Regions from separate parts of the Homo sapiens genome. Here region 1 is linked to region 2. The links are chromatin contacts, found by Hi-C or POLR2A ChIA-PET in ENCODE. All regions are on one chromosome and are shown on one strand. The core of a region is the stretch at or near the end of the contact, and the rest is flanking DNA. Distances in the headings are between cores, read along the strand shown. Region 1 holds the start of HSPA2-AS1 (HSPA2 and ZBTB1 antisense RNA 1). Region 2 holds the start of AKAP5 (A-kinase anchoring protein 5).

Region 1 (5,932 bases), core at 544-3,043, 75 kb after region 2:
CCTCTTCCAGGTAGCTCTCAGCAACGCACTTTTCCATCAGCCTGGGTGTGCCCCTCTGTGTTCCCATGGCGCTTTGCTTTCAGCGCTTCTCCCAAATTATGTTTACCTGTTTATTAGACTCTCCACCTCTGAAGACCAGGCCATTTCATTTGGCTTTTTACTGCCACGTAGTAGGTACCTGTTCAAGCTTGATGGAAGGACTTCCCCAGCCTCCCCACACATATTATGTAAAGTGATCGCTGTCTTTGCTTCCTCCTGGAGACCATTTATTTTATTTTTTTGAGACGGAGTCTCGTTCTGTCGCCCAGGCTGGAGTGCAGTGTCGCAATCTCGACTGACTGCAACCTCTGCCTCTCGAGTAGCTGGGACTACAGGCGCGCGCCACCACGCCCGGCTAATTTTTGTATTTTTAGTAGAGACGGGGTTTCACCATGTTGGCCAGGCTGGCCTCGAACTTCTGACAGCAAGTGATCCACCTACCGCGGCCTTTCAAAGTGCTGAAACTACAGGCATGAGCCTCCACACCCGTCCAGGAGCCCATTTATATGGGAGCCTGCTTCTAAAGATTATTACCTGGTGCCAGGGTATTTTCCAGACCTGTCCTCACATTCCTGTTAAACAGGAGGAAGTGAATCGCGCTCCTTTTCATCTACCTTCTCGGAGGGTTTATGCCTCCAATATTAACCTCAGCACAGCCAAAGAAAATCATTCCATTCCATTGAGCGGAGTCAGAAACATGACTAGGTCACGATCACAACCCCGTGTGTGCCAGGGTGACCGAGACTGGGTGACTTTATGGTGTTTCAACGTGTGGGTTTTGACTGATTATATTATGGGTTTTCCAGTCAAAAACTCAAAGCAGTGGATAAAGCACTTGCGACCTAAAATAAGCAATGGAATGAACAGGAAGGCGAAACCAGAGTTTAAAGCGGCAGGACAAACAGGAAAAAGGAAGAGTGAGGCAGGAAGGGTTTAAATGCAGGCTCCTCGGAGGACAAGTCGCCGCCACACCCCTGTCTGCCGTCCCGCCAGCCGCCCTCACGCGGCGCGGGAAAACGGTCGGCCTCGCCCTGGGCTCAGGTTCTCTCCGCCCGCCAGGCAGTGGGGTTTTTTTTTGTTTTTTTTGAGACGGAGTCTCGCTCAGTCGCCCAGGCTGGAGTGTAGTGGCGTGATCTCGGCTCACTGCAACCTCCACCTCCCGGGTTCAAGCGATTCTCCTGCCTCAGCCTCCCGAGTAGCTGAGACTACAGGCACGCGCCACCACGCCCAGCTAATTTTTGTATCTTTAGTAGAGACGGGCTTTCACCATGTTGGCCAGGATGGTCTCGATGTCTTAACGTCGTGATCCGGCCGCCTCGGCCTCCCAAGTGCTGGGATTACAGGCGTTAGCCACTGCGCCCGGCCCCAGCCAGGCAGTTTTAATCGAGCGCTCACAACCACTGAGACGCAGTGAAGCACCCACCATAAAATCCCAGGAGGCCGACCGCCGGTTCAGACTTTTTCTTTTCTTTAATCCCCGTCCAAGGGATCCGCCCTCACCCCCCACCCCAGCCACCCCAATTCCCTATTCCCTCCCCTTGGACGGCGCCGGGGAAAACAAGCTGCTCGAGCTTTATTTCTTCGGTGCAACCAACTCAGAATGAATTCCTCCGCCCCTGCGTGCTCAGTGAGTCGGCACCCTAGCAGTGAACTGCATTTAAAACCTCAGGAATTGAGCGAACTCTCCCAGTGGCTCTCCTCACCGGGATCCCCTTCCACGCCTCCTCCCCGTGCCGCGCCTCAGTCCGCACTGCTCATTGGCCGCGTGCCCTGCCAATCCGATGCACGTCGGCTAGGGCAAAGACCGCGAAAAAGCGCGTACACCTGGCTCTGGGAGCGCGCGCCTAACGCCAGCCAGCAGCAGGAGGCGCGCGAGGCACCACGGCCTGGCGGCCGAGAGTCAGGGAGGAACCTCATTTACATAACGGCCGCCCCTCTGTCTCCTGGCGGGGGCCGGAGTCCCGCCCCTCGTCCAACTTGAAATCTGTTGGGTCACGGGCCAGTCACTCCGACCTAGGCAAGCCTGTGGTGGAGCTGGAAGAGTTTGTGAGGGCGGTCCCGGGAGCGGATTGGGTCTGGGAGTTCCCAGAGGCGGCTATAAGAACCGGGAACTGGGCGCGGGGAGCTGAGTTGCTGGTAGTGCCCGTGGTGCTTGGTTCGAGGTGGCCGTTAGTTGACTCCGCGGAGTTCATCTCCCTGGTTTTCCCGTCCTAACGTCGCTCGCCTTTCAGTCAGGATGTCTGCCCGTGGCCCGGCTATCGGCATCGACCTGGGCACCACCTATTCGTGCGTCGGGGTCTTCCAACATGGCAAGGTGGAGATCATCGCCAACGACCAGGGCAATCGCACCACCCCCAGCTACGTGGCCTTCACGGACACCGAGCGCCTCATCGGCGACGCCGCCAAGAACCAGGTGGCCATGAACCCCACCAACACCATCTTCGACGCCAAGAGGCTGATTGGACGGAAATTCGAGGATGCCACAGTGCAGTCGGATATGAAACACTGGCCGTTCCGGGTGGTGAGCGAGGGAGGCAAGCCCAAAGTGCAAGTAGAGTACAAGGGGGAGACCAAGACCTTCTTCCCAGAGGAGATATCCTCCATGGTCCTCACGAAGATGAAGGAGATCGCGGAAGCCTACCTGGGGGGCAAGGTGCACAGCGCGGTCATAACGGTCCCGGCCTATTTCAACGACTCGCAGCGCCAGGCCACCAAGGACGCAGGCACCATCACGGGGCTCAATGTGCTGCGCATCATCAACGAGCCCACGGCGGCGGCCATCGCCTACGGCCTGGACAAGAAGGGCTGCGCGGGCGGCGAGAAGAACGTGCTCATCTTTGACCTGGGCGGTGGCACTTTCGACGTGTCCATCCTGACCATCGAGGATGGCATCTTCGAGGTGAAGTCCACGGCCGGCGACACCCACCTGGGCGGTGAGGACTTCGACAACCGCATGGTGAGCCACCTGGCGGAGGAGTTCAAGCGCAAGCACAAGAAGGACATTGGGCCCAACAAGCGCGCCGTGAGGCGGCTGCGCACCGCTTGCGAGCGCGCCAAGCGCACCCTGAGCTCGTCCACGCAGGCGAGCATCGAGATCGACTCGCTCTACGAGGGCGTGGACTTCTATACGTCCATCACGCGCGCCCGCTTCGAGGAGCTCAATGCCGACCTCTTTCGCGGGACCCTGGAGCCGGTGGAGAAGGCGCTGCGCGACGCCAAGCTGGACAAGGGCCAGATCCAGGAGATCGTGCTGGTGGGCGGCTCCACTCGTATCCCCAAGATCCAGAAGCTGCTGCAGGATTTCTTCAACGGCAAGGAGCTGAACAAGAGCATCAACCCCGACGAGGCGGTGGCCTATGGCGCCGCGGTGCAGGCGGCCATCCTCATCGGCGACAAATCAGAGAATGTGCAGGACCTGCTGCTACTCGACGTGACCCCGTTGTCGCTGGGCATCGAGACAGCTGGCGGTGTCATGACCCCACTCATCAAGAGGAACACCACGATCCCCACCAAGCAGACGCAGACCTTCACCACCTACTCGGACAACCAGAGCAGCGTACTGGTGCAGGTATACGAGGGCGAACGGGCCATGACCAAGGACAATAACCTGCTGGGCAAGTTCGACCTGACCGGGATTCCCCCTGCGCCTCGCGGGGTCCCCCAAATCGAGGTTACCTTCGACATTGACGCCAATGGCATCCTTAACGTTACCGCCGCCGACAAGAGCACCGGTAAGGAAAACAAAATCACCATCACCAATGACAAAGGTCGTCTGAGCAAGGACGACATTGACCGGATGGTGCAGGAGGCGGAGCGGTACAAATCGGAAGATGAGGCGAATCGCGACCGAGTCGCGGCCAAAAACGCCCTGGAGTCCTATACCTACAACATCAAGCAGACGGTGGAAGACGAGAAACTGAGGGGCAAGATTAGCGAGCAGGACAAAAACAAGATCCTCGACAAGTGTCAGGAGGTGATCAACTGGCTCGACCGAAACCAGATGGCAGAGAAAGATGAGTATGAACACAAGCAGAAAGAGCTCGAAAGAGTTTGCAACCCCATCATCAGCAAACTTTACCAAGGTGGTCCTGGCGGCGGCAGCGGCGGCGGCGGTTCAGGAGCCTCCGGGGGACCCACCATCGAAGAAGTGGACTAAGCTTGCACTCAAGTCAGCGTAAACCTCTTTGCCTTTCTCTCTCTCTCTTTTTTTTTGTTTGTTTCTTTGAAATGTCCTTGTGCCAAGTACGAGATCTATTGTTGGAAGTCTTTGGTATATGCAAATGAAAGGAGAGGTGCAACAACTTAGTTTAATTATAAAAGTTCCAAAGTTTGTTTTTTAAAAACATTATTCGAGGTTTCTCTTTAATGCATTTTGCGTGTTTGCTGACTTGAGCATTTTTGATTAGTTCGTGCATGGAGATTTGTTTGAGATGAGAAACCTTAAGTTTGCACACCTGTTCTGTAGAAGCTTGGAAACAGTAAAATATATAGGAGCTTAAATTGTTTATTTTTATGTACTACTTTAAAACTAAACTGAACATTGCAGTAATGTTAAGGACAGGTATACTTTTTGCAAACAAATGCATAAATGCAAATGTAAAGTAAAGCTGAAATTGATCTCAAAGTTACTGTCTTGGAGTTTTCAATTTTCCTTCCTTTATATTTTACCCATATTCGTCTTTTAAGATGTTAGTATGATGTGAAATTTATCTAACCAATCTTGTTTAATTCCCAGATGAGGGTGCTGCCTTGAATTCCAACAACTTAAGGGGAGAAGAATCTGGGTAAACTTCACCCACCCTTAAATACAGAAACCTGACTTGGGGTCTTCCTAGTGTACTCACACTCCTACAACTTAAGTGTCCAAATGAAAATTCACCTGAATATTCCAGGAAAATATGAGCTATATTCTGGGGTTAAATGTAAAATGAGCCTTTAACAAAAGCTGGGCAGAAGTTGTCTTATAATTGCCAAAGGAAATATGGAAACAAATTAATTTTGTGACATACAGGAGCCTGAAACAAGAGACAGCAGGCAAGCTTTCAAGTGACTTAATAGTGAGTATAAATTTAGTCAAACTTGTTTAATTTTCTAGTAAAACAGCTCAACTTCTGAGCTTATGGCAAATTCTAATAACATGTTTCCCGCAGTTAGAATTACTTGGGTAGGGAAACATAATTATTATTATTTTTTTCTGGTTTGGGGATCATAACGTTTTTGCAATACTTGCCTTAAATCACTACGATAGATTTCTTTTTTAAAAGGCAAACTGTACTAGATAGTCTTGTATTTTGTTAATATACAACTTGTCCATTTTCCTCCATATCCAATTTGAGATTGTTATAGATAAGAATATTGCAACCCTTTGGTGATCCACTATCCTGGACTTAATCTTTAAAATTCACATCCTTCAGAGAAAGGAATTCATTTTTATTTTTTAGTGAAATGACATGACTACTCTTTTCTTACTCTCTTTAAGGAGAACTTGAGAGAAATTCAGTAAAACCAATAGGAAAATGCATAGTTAACCTAATGTTTTTACTGCACATAGACGTTTTGATATCTTTCCACATGATGCAGGTTTGCTTCATGCTGCTCATAAGACAATAGTTATGAAAGCTTTATCTTCAATTTAGTAGTGGACCCATCTGTGTCATTCAGAGAGATTAATTTTATGAATAATGGAATGAGTAATAATTTTAAAACTAGCTAAGAAGTTAGCCTAAGAATACTGGCCTTTGGTAATGACCCTTTCATACAAGAGTTGACTCTTAAGTACACATAAGGTGTTTTTTTTTTTTTCCTTTTTAGCAAGCCTCATTTGGGTAGGGGGGAGGAAGATAAATAGCCAACAGTGAAATTGCTTCAACATAAAAACCTTTTTTTTTTTTTA
Region 2 (5,766 bases), core at 2,406-4,905:
ACCTCGGCCTCCCAAAGTGCTGGGATTACAGGCGTGAGCCACTGTGCCCGACCGCTTTCTGGTACATTTCTTAATGTCCTGTGAAACTTCACCTGGAATGGGATTTGCTGGGAATTCATTTTGTAGACAAGGGAAGGATGCAGTCTTGTCAGATATGGTGACTTAAGGATCATCTTAAAGGATTTAGGTTTCCTAATATCGCCAACAGCCACATGGGTTTAAATCCTCAATACTGGTAGGGGCTGGGCATGGTAGCTCACACCTGTAATCCCACCACACTCAGCTGAGTTTTGAAGTTCTGTTTTTTGTAGAGATGGGGTCTCACTGTCTTGTCCAGGCTGCTGAGGCAGGAGGATCACTTGAGCCCAGGAGTTCAAGACTAACCTGGACAAGACAGACCCCATCTCTACAAAAAACAAAACCCCAAAACTCAGCTGAGTGTGTGGTGCACGCTTGTAGTCCTAGCTCCTTGGGAGTCTGATGTGAGAGGTTTGCTTGAGCCTAGGAGTTCGAGGCCGCAGTGAGCTATGACTGAGCCACCGCATTCCAGCCTGAGCAACAGAGCAAGACCCTGTGTCAAAATAAAAAAGACCTATAGAAGCATTAGTGCTTGGGGTAACTATTAGCATGTGCTGGCAGAGAAGGTCTAGTGCCTTTACCTTGGTGCTAAGAGTCCCTCCAGATTAGTGGCTTTCCCGTGCCCTTTCTCTTCTCTGGGCTGCTAATGCCTTCCTTCCCCTTATTAGTAATATTACTGATAAACAAATTGTACATTCTCTGATCTCACTTCAGAGGCTGTTTCTGTGCACTGAAGATGTACACACAGTCTTAATTCAAAAGAGATAGCATTTATGTGCTGCCACATTAAACAGATTGCAACAGTATTACTATTGAGTTTGTGTTGGCTCTGTGCAACCCTCATGGTGCCCAGGAACAGATGAAACCACCAGAGACTTGGAGCCTCAGGTTCATTCAATGGTGTCCCAGGGAACGGGGTTGGAGGGCTTATTCCCAGAAGGCCTCTGAAATGTAAGAGCTATTAACAAGGAGTTATAAGTCATTTTTGGTAGCTATAGGCCCAGGCAATGGGTAGAGATCAAGATGGGATAAATGGTAAGATCAGTAGAGTATTGCTCAGATAAATATGTAAGCTATTTTACTGGCACACTGTATCTAGTGATATTAACATGATAAGCTATAGGTAGGATAATTTCTCATCAGATTGCAGAAATACATTTATAGCCTATTTCCTGTTATATAATGAAAAGCTACTAATGGGGTAGTAGACAATGATATGGGTAATAGCTTAAACAGCCTTCGTTGTCACTTACCTGAATTCAGGAATGACAGGTTTCTTTCATGCATGAGGTACTGGATACATTAAACACACACACACACACACACACACACACACACATATGGCATTGAGTTCTAGTCATATCCTAAAGAAAAACTATGGTGCGCTATGTTATTTATAGTACTATACTCTGTGTGAGTGACTCTGTGTGTATGTGTGTTGGTGGAGGTCAGGGATGACTTGTTTGTAATATACCTTAAGGAAGTCTGTCCGAATTTGCCCTTCAAATACTAAATAAATTCATCTCTCACCTCAAACTGCCTTTCAGTTCCCTTTTACTAATTTTGTTTAAAAGAAAGGCAAGTGAAGGCCAGGCATGGGGGCTCACACCTGTAATCCTAGCACTGTAGGAGGTCAAGGCAGGAGGATCACTTGAGCTCAGGAGTTCAAGACCAGCCTGGGCAACATAGGGAGACGCCATCTCTACAAAAAAAAAAAAAAGAAGAAGAACCTGGGCATGTGGTCGCATACCTGTGGTCCCAGCTGCATGGGAGGCTGAGGTGGGAGGATTGCTTGAGCCAGGGATTGTACCACTGCACTCCAGCCTGAGCAAGACCCTGTCTCAAATAAAAATAAAAATAAGACAGCTATTTTACCCTGTCTTCACCTAAATAAGCTCATCTTATTTTTTGCCTGAAACTCTTGCAAACTCCCAGGTCTGCTAGTTTTGAGAAACCTTGGATCTCAATAAGGAATAGTTCTCAATTGCTTATAAGCATAATGGATTTCTTTTGGCTTAAAGTTCAAAACTGGCAACAAGCAGCGCTAGCAACCCATAGAGAGATACGCAGACCATTTCGATAGACGTGTTTGCTGAGTGAACAAGGCTGACTGAATTTTTTTTTTTTTTTGAGGCAGGGTCTCACTTTGTTGCCCAGGCTGGCGTGCAGTGGTGCAGTAGTGGCTCACAGCAGCCTTGACCTTCTGGGCCCAAGTGATCCTCCCTTCTCAGCCTCCTGAGCTCCTGAGTAACTGGGACCATACGTGCACCACCATGCCCAGCTAATTTTTTAGATTTTTTTGTCTCCCTATGTTGCCCAGGCTGGTCTCAAACTCTTGGACTCAAGCCATCCTCCTGCCTTGGCCTCCCAAAGTGCTGGGATTACAGGTGTGAGCTACTGCGCCCATCCCTGAATTCTTAATTACAACTAAACTAGATGCTTATGGATTTTCCTGTTTTACAACTCTTGCCTCTTTTATCTGTAATTTTAAGATCTTGACAGCTTATATTTGGCTTTGCTTTTGTGTCTCAAGAGTTCTTTCCTTGATAAGCCTCTGTGGAAACTACAGAATCTTACAAATATAAAACATTTCCGGAAAAAATACAAAAATGGACACCTGACATTTACACTCCCTAAGGTCGTGATCCTGTTGAAGAAAGGAGATGAACGCGGCTGCTTTTCAGTAGTTCTTCACTTCACCTTACCAGGTTCTTCATCTGGATGCTATGCTATGGGGGCCAGAGGAGGAGGCTGGGATTGTGATGGATCCTACTAGATTTTACAGCTGGAGCTCCCAGGAATGCCCTCATAGGGAATGTCCTGAAGGGAATCATGGGTAACTTGTAAGCTACCTCAACTTATTTTTGGAACTATGTAAGGTATAAGATGGATGGAGCTGGGTTCCTGTGCCTTTCTCACCTTGTCCGCATAGAGATGCAGCTGCTCCTGCAGGCCAAAGTTCTGCACCAATCACCTCCACCTGCTTCCCACTGGGAGACAAAGGTTTGAAAGCCTGTTTGGCGATGAACCACGATGATCTGACACTCAAGCCACTCCTGAGAAAGTCGGGTTTCTTTCTGTTTCCATTTATATATGTAATTTTCGCTTCAAACAAACATGACCTCGCTATTCTATGCACAGTTTTGAATCCTGCTTTTAAAATGCGATGTCTGCCTTGTCTTTAAATATTCTGAGGGGGAGGAGAGGAGATGTGTAATGCGACTGTCTATAATTTGAAACCGGACCTCACTATTTAGCGTCTCAGAAAACGCGGGGTTCATTGCCCTGGTCCCCCCCGCCTTCCCCCGCCCCCCGAACCTTCCGGCTGGCTCTCTTGCGGTCCCCGCCTCGGCGCTGATGTGGTCTGGCAGTGGAGATTGGCGCCCGGGCGGAGCACGATGGGCTTCCCCGCGGCAGGCAGGCAGGCTGCTGCTGCAGGTGGGTCCCGGCGCCCGCGCCGCCCCGCGCCTCCGGCGGTCGCCCCGCCCCTGCCCGCCCGCTCCGCTCCGCTCGCATTGGCGCTGCCTGCTGTCTGTCCCCGCGCGGTGGGGAGGGGGCGCACCCGGCGGCGGGCTCTGCAGAGGGCGCCTTGCTCCGGGTGCGACCGCGGCTCCCTGGAGGCCTGGGCGGCGGGCCCCGCGAGCGCGCCGCCACCTCGGGAGCAGTGTTGGCCAAGGACCCCGACGCCCTACGTAAGTAAAGGCAGGGCGGGGAGCCTGCGGGGGAGGAGGGTCGGGGGCAATGTCCGGTCCGCGGACCGCGGAGTGGGCAAGAGGTGCCCACTGGATACGGGGTATCCGAGCCCTCTGAGGTGCTGGGAGTAAGAACGCGGGAGGTCGCTTGTCCGCTGGAATCCGCGGCCAGGGCGACCCTCATCAGGTCTGCCCACCTATCCCCTTCGCGTTACAGCTTGTCTTAGAAGCATGGGTTGCCGGTGGCTTTTTTCCTTCTTTATCCCTCTTTGAGAAATGTGATTTTGGGTTTCTGGCCATTACATTATAATTCTGCAGACAGCCTGAAGCTGGGTTATCTGTTCCACGCCCCCGGCATTTTCCTTTTTGAGTACTTTATCCTGCGCTCTGTCTCCTGCCATAAGGGGCGTCAAGCCAGAATTCGAGATTCCTTCCTCCAGGAGGAAGCTTCGTGGTCCGTATCTGGTGCTGGGAAAGATGCATTGCTTTCCTCGGGTACTGGCTGCTCAAGGGAAAAAGGAAAGGGGGTGTTTTCTGTGACATGAGACTTGCAATTCCATCAGGAAATGAGCACAGGGACTTTAAGATTTCCTGAGGCGATAAAGCTACCCTTGCTGGTTAAGAGCGAATCATTTGCAGTCTGACATTCTGCAAAGTTTTATTGTCTACAGACTGCATTATTTTCCCTCGTTAGTTAAGTTTCTGTTTGGGTATTCGTTTTATTTCTAGTATGTGAGATACATTCAAGTGAGCTTCTCAAACGATTGTCTTTGCGCAATCCAGGTTAGTTTCCAATGACAGACTCCTAAACATCTCATTTCAATATTTCTATTATGTGGTAATACAGCCTCTGCTTAACAAAAATGCTCAGGTGCTGAAAACTCACAAGAGGTGAGAAGATTTAAACAGTTATCAGCTTAGGTTCTAGTGCTCACTGAAACATTGTGAGGAGAAACACTGTCAAATGTTCATATTTTAGTTCCGTCATTGTTCTAGAATGACTTTATCTTTCTGTTAGAGGCACACAGTATGAAACACCCAACCTAAGATAATATTTACTTAGATCATAAACTGATTTTCAGGGTTCCAGTTCCTTCTACAGTTCATAAAATTATGGGTTACCCAAATGAAACTTCAGTGAAGGATTTACATAAAAACAATATAAAGAATGAGTCCCTTTGCTTATTTTAGGGCATCCACCCACTAAAATTCATAGGATCTTTGTTGGATAATCACCTCCCATTTCCATTCTTTGGTGCCATCATACCATTCTAAGGATTAAATTTTCAATACACCTTTATATTATCTAAGTTTGCCAATTGCATAGTTTGCCAACTTATTTTTGGCTTTTAAATTAGTTCCTGAACCAAAAAAATAAAATATAAAGAATTTCAAAAGCTTGGTTTTCAAATGACAAGAACTCAGTCTACTCGTGGTTCAATTATGAGTTGATAAGTGCCTTATGGTTAAATGACCATTAATCAATTTTTTAATTTTTTTACTAATGAAACACTGCAGATTAGTATCCCCAAACAATTCATTTTCTGACGAAACTCTTAAAGCCCAGTTTCAGAACATAAGCTTTAAGCAACAAGCAATCTTGTGTTAATCTGAGCTCTGTTACAGCTCTGCCGTAATCTCAGCCAAATTGCTTCATCTGTACGTGGTGATACCACCATCTTTGTAATATTGTGGTGAGGATTAGAGATGTATGTAAAAGTGCATGCACTGCCTAATACCCAAGAATTGCTCAATAAATGTCAGCTATTACTACTCTTACTGACTTCCAACTATGTGCAGATTATGGTGGAAACATGTGATACAGCAGATACAGTACTTAAATGAAAATGTCAAAATTGTACAACTAATTTAAGAGTGGGAAATGACAGTAATGCTAAATTTTCCTAAGAATATGTATGAAAAATAGCACTTCCTTGATGGAACATACATTTTTAGAACAGAAACCTTATGTTATAATGGTAAAACTAGAGAGTCA

The links. Hi-C counts contacts between places; a loop is a spot of excess contacts on that map. ChIA-PET counts read pairs that join two places held with the same protein, here RNA polymerase II (POLR2A). Pooled maps may share reads with other maps.
Region 1: a pooled map shows a loop between it and region 2 (5-fold over the local background). The contact joins the promoter of HSPA2-AS1 here to the promoter of AKAP5 in region 2. A Hi-C loop is called at or near these places in 8 of 50 pooled maps. POLR2A ChIA-PET finds 5 or more read pairs at or near these places in 8 of 52 experiments (A673, CD8-positive, alpha-beta memory T cell, HEK293 and 3 more).

The regions. Positions count from the first base shown.
Region 1 is chr14:64,538,575-64,544,506 of GRCh38, forward strand. It overlaps HSPA2-AS1 (HSPA2 and ZBTB1 antisense RNA 1), which reads right to left and starts at 1,794. Exons shown (of 4, transcript NR_110550.1): 1 at 1,743-1,794. It overlaps HSPA2 (heat shock protein family A (Hsp70) member 2), which reads left to right and starts at 2,167. Exons shown (of 1, transcript NM_021979.4): 1 at 2,167-4,663. The coding sequence starts at 2,276. The coding sequence ends at 4,195. RefSeq lists a silencer at 1,942-2,031 and an enhancer at 2,202-2,311.
Region 2 is chr14:64,461,844-64,467,609 of GRCh38, forward strand. It overlaps AKAP5 (A-kinase anchoring protein 5), which reads left to right and starts at 3,656. Exons shown (of 2, transcript NM_004857.3): 1 at 3,656-3,770. It also overlaps a transcript of ZBTB25 not described here. RefSeq lists silencers at 3,451-3,850, 3,861-3,930.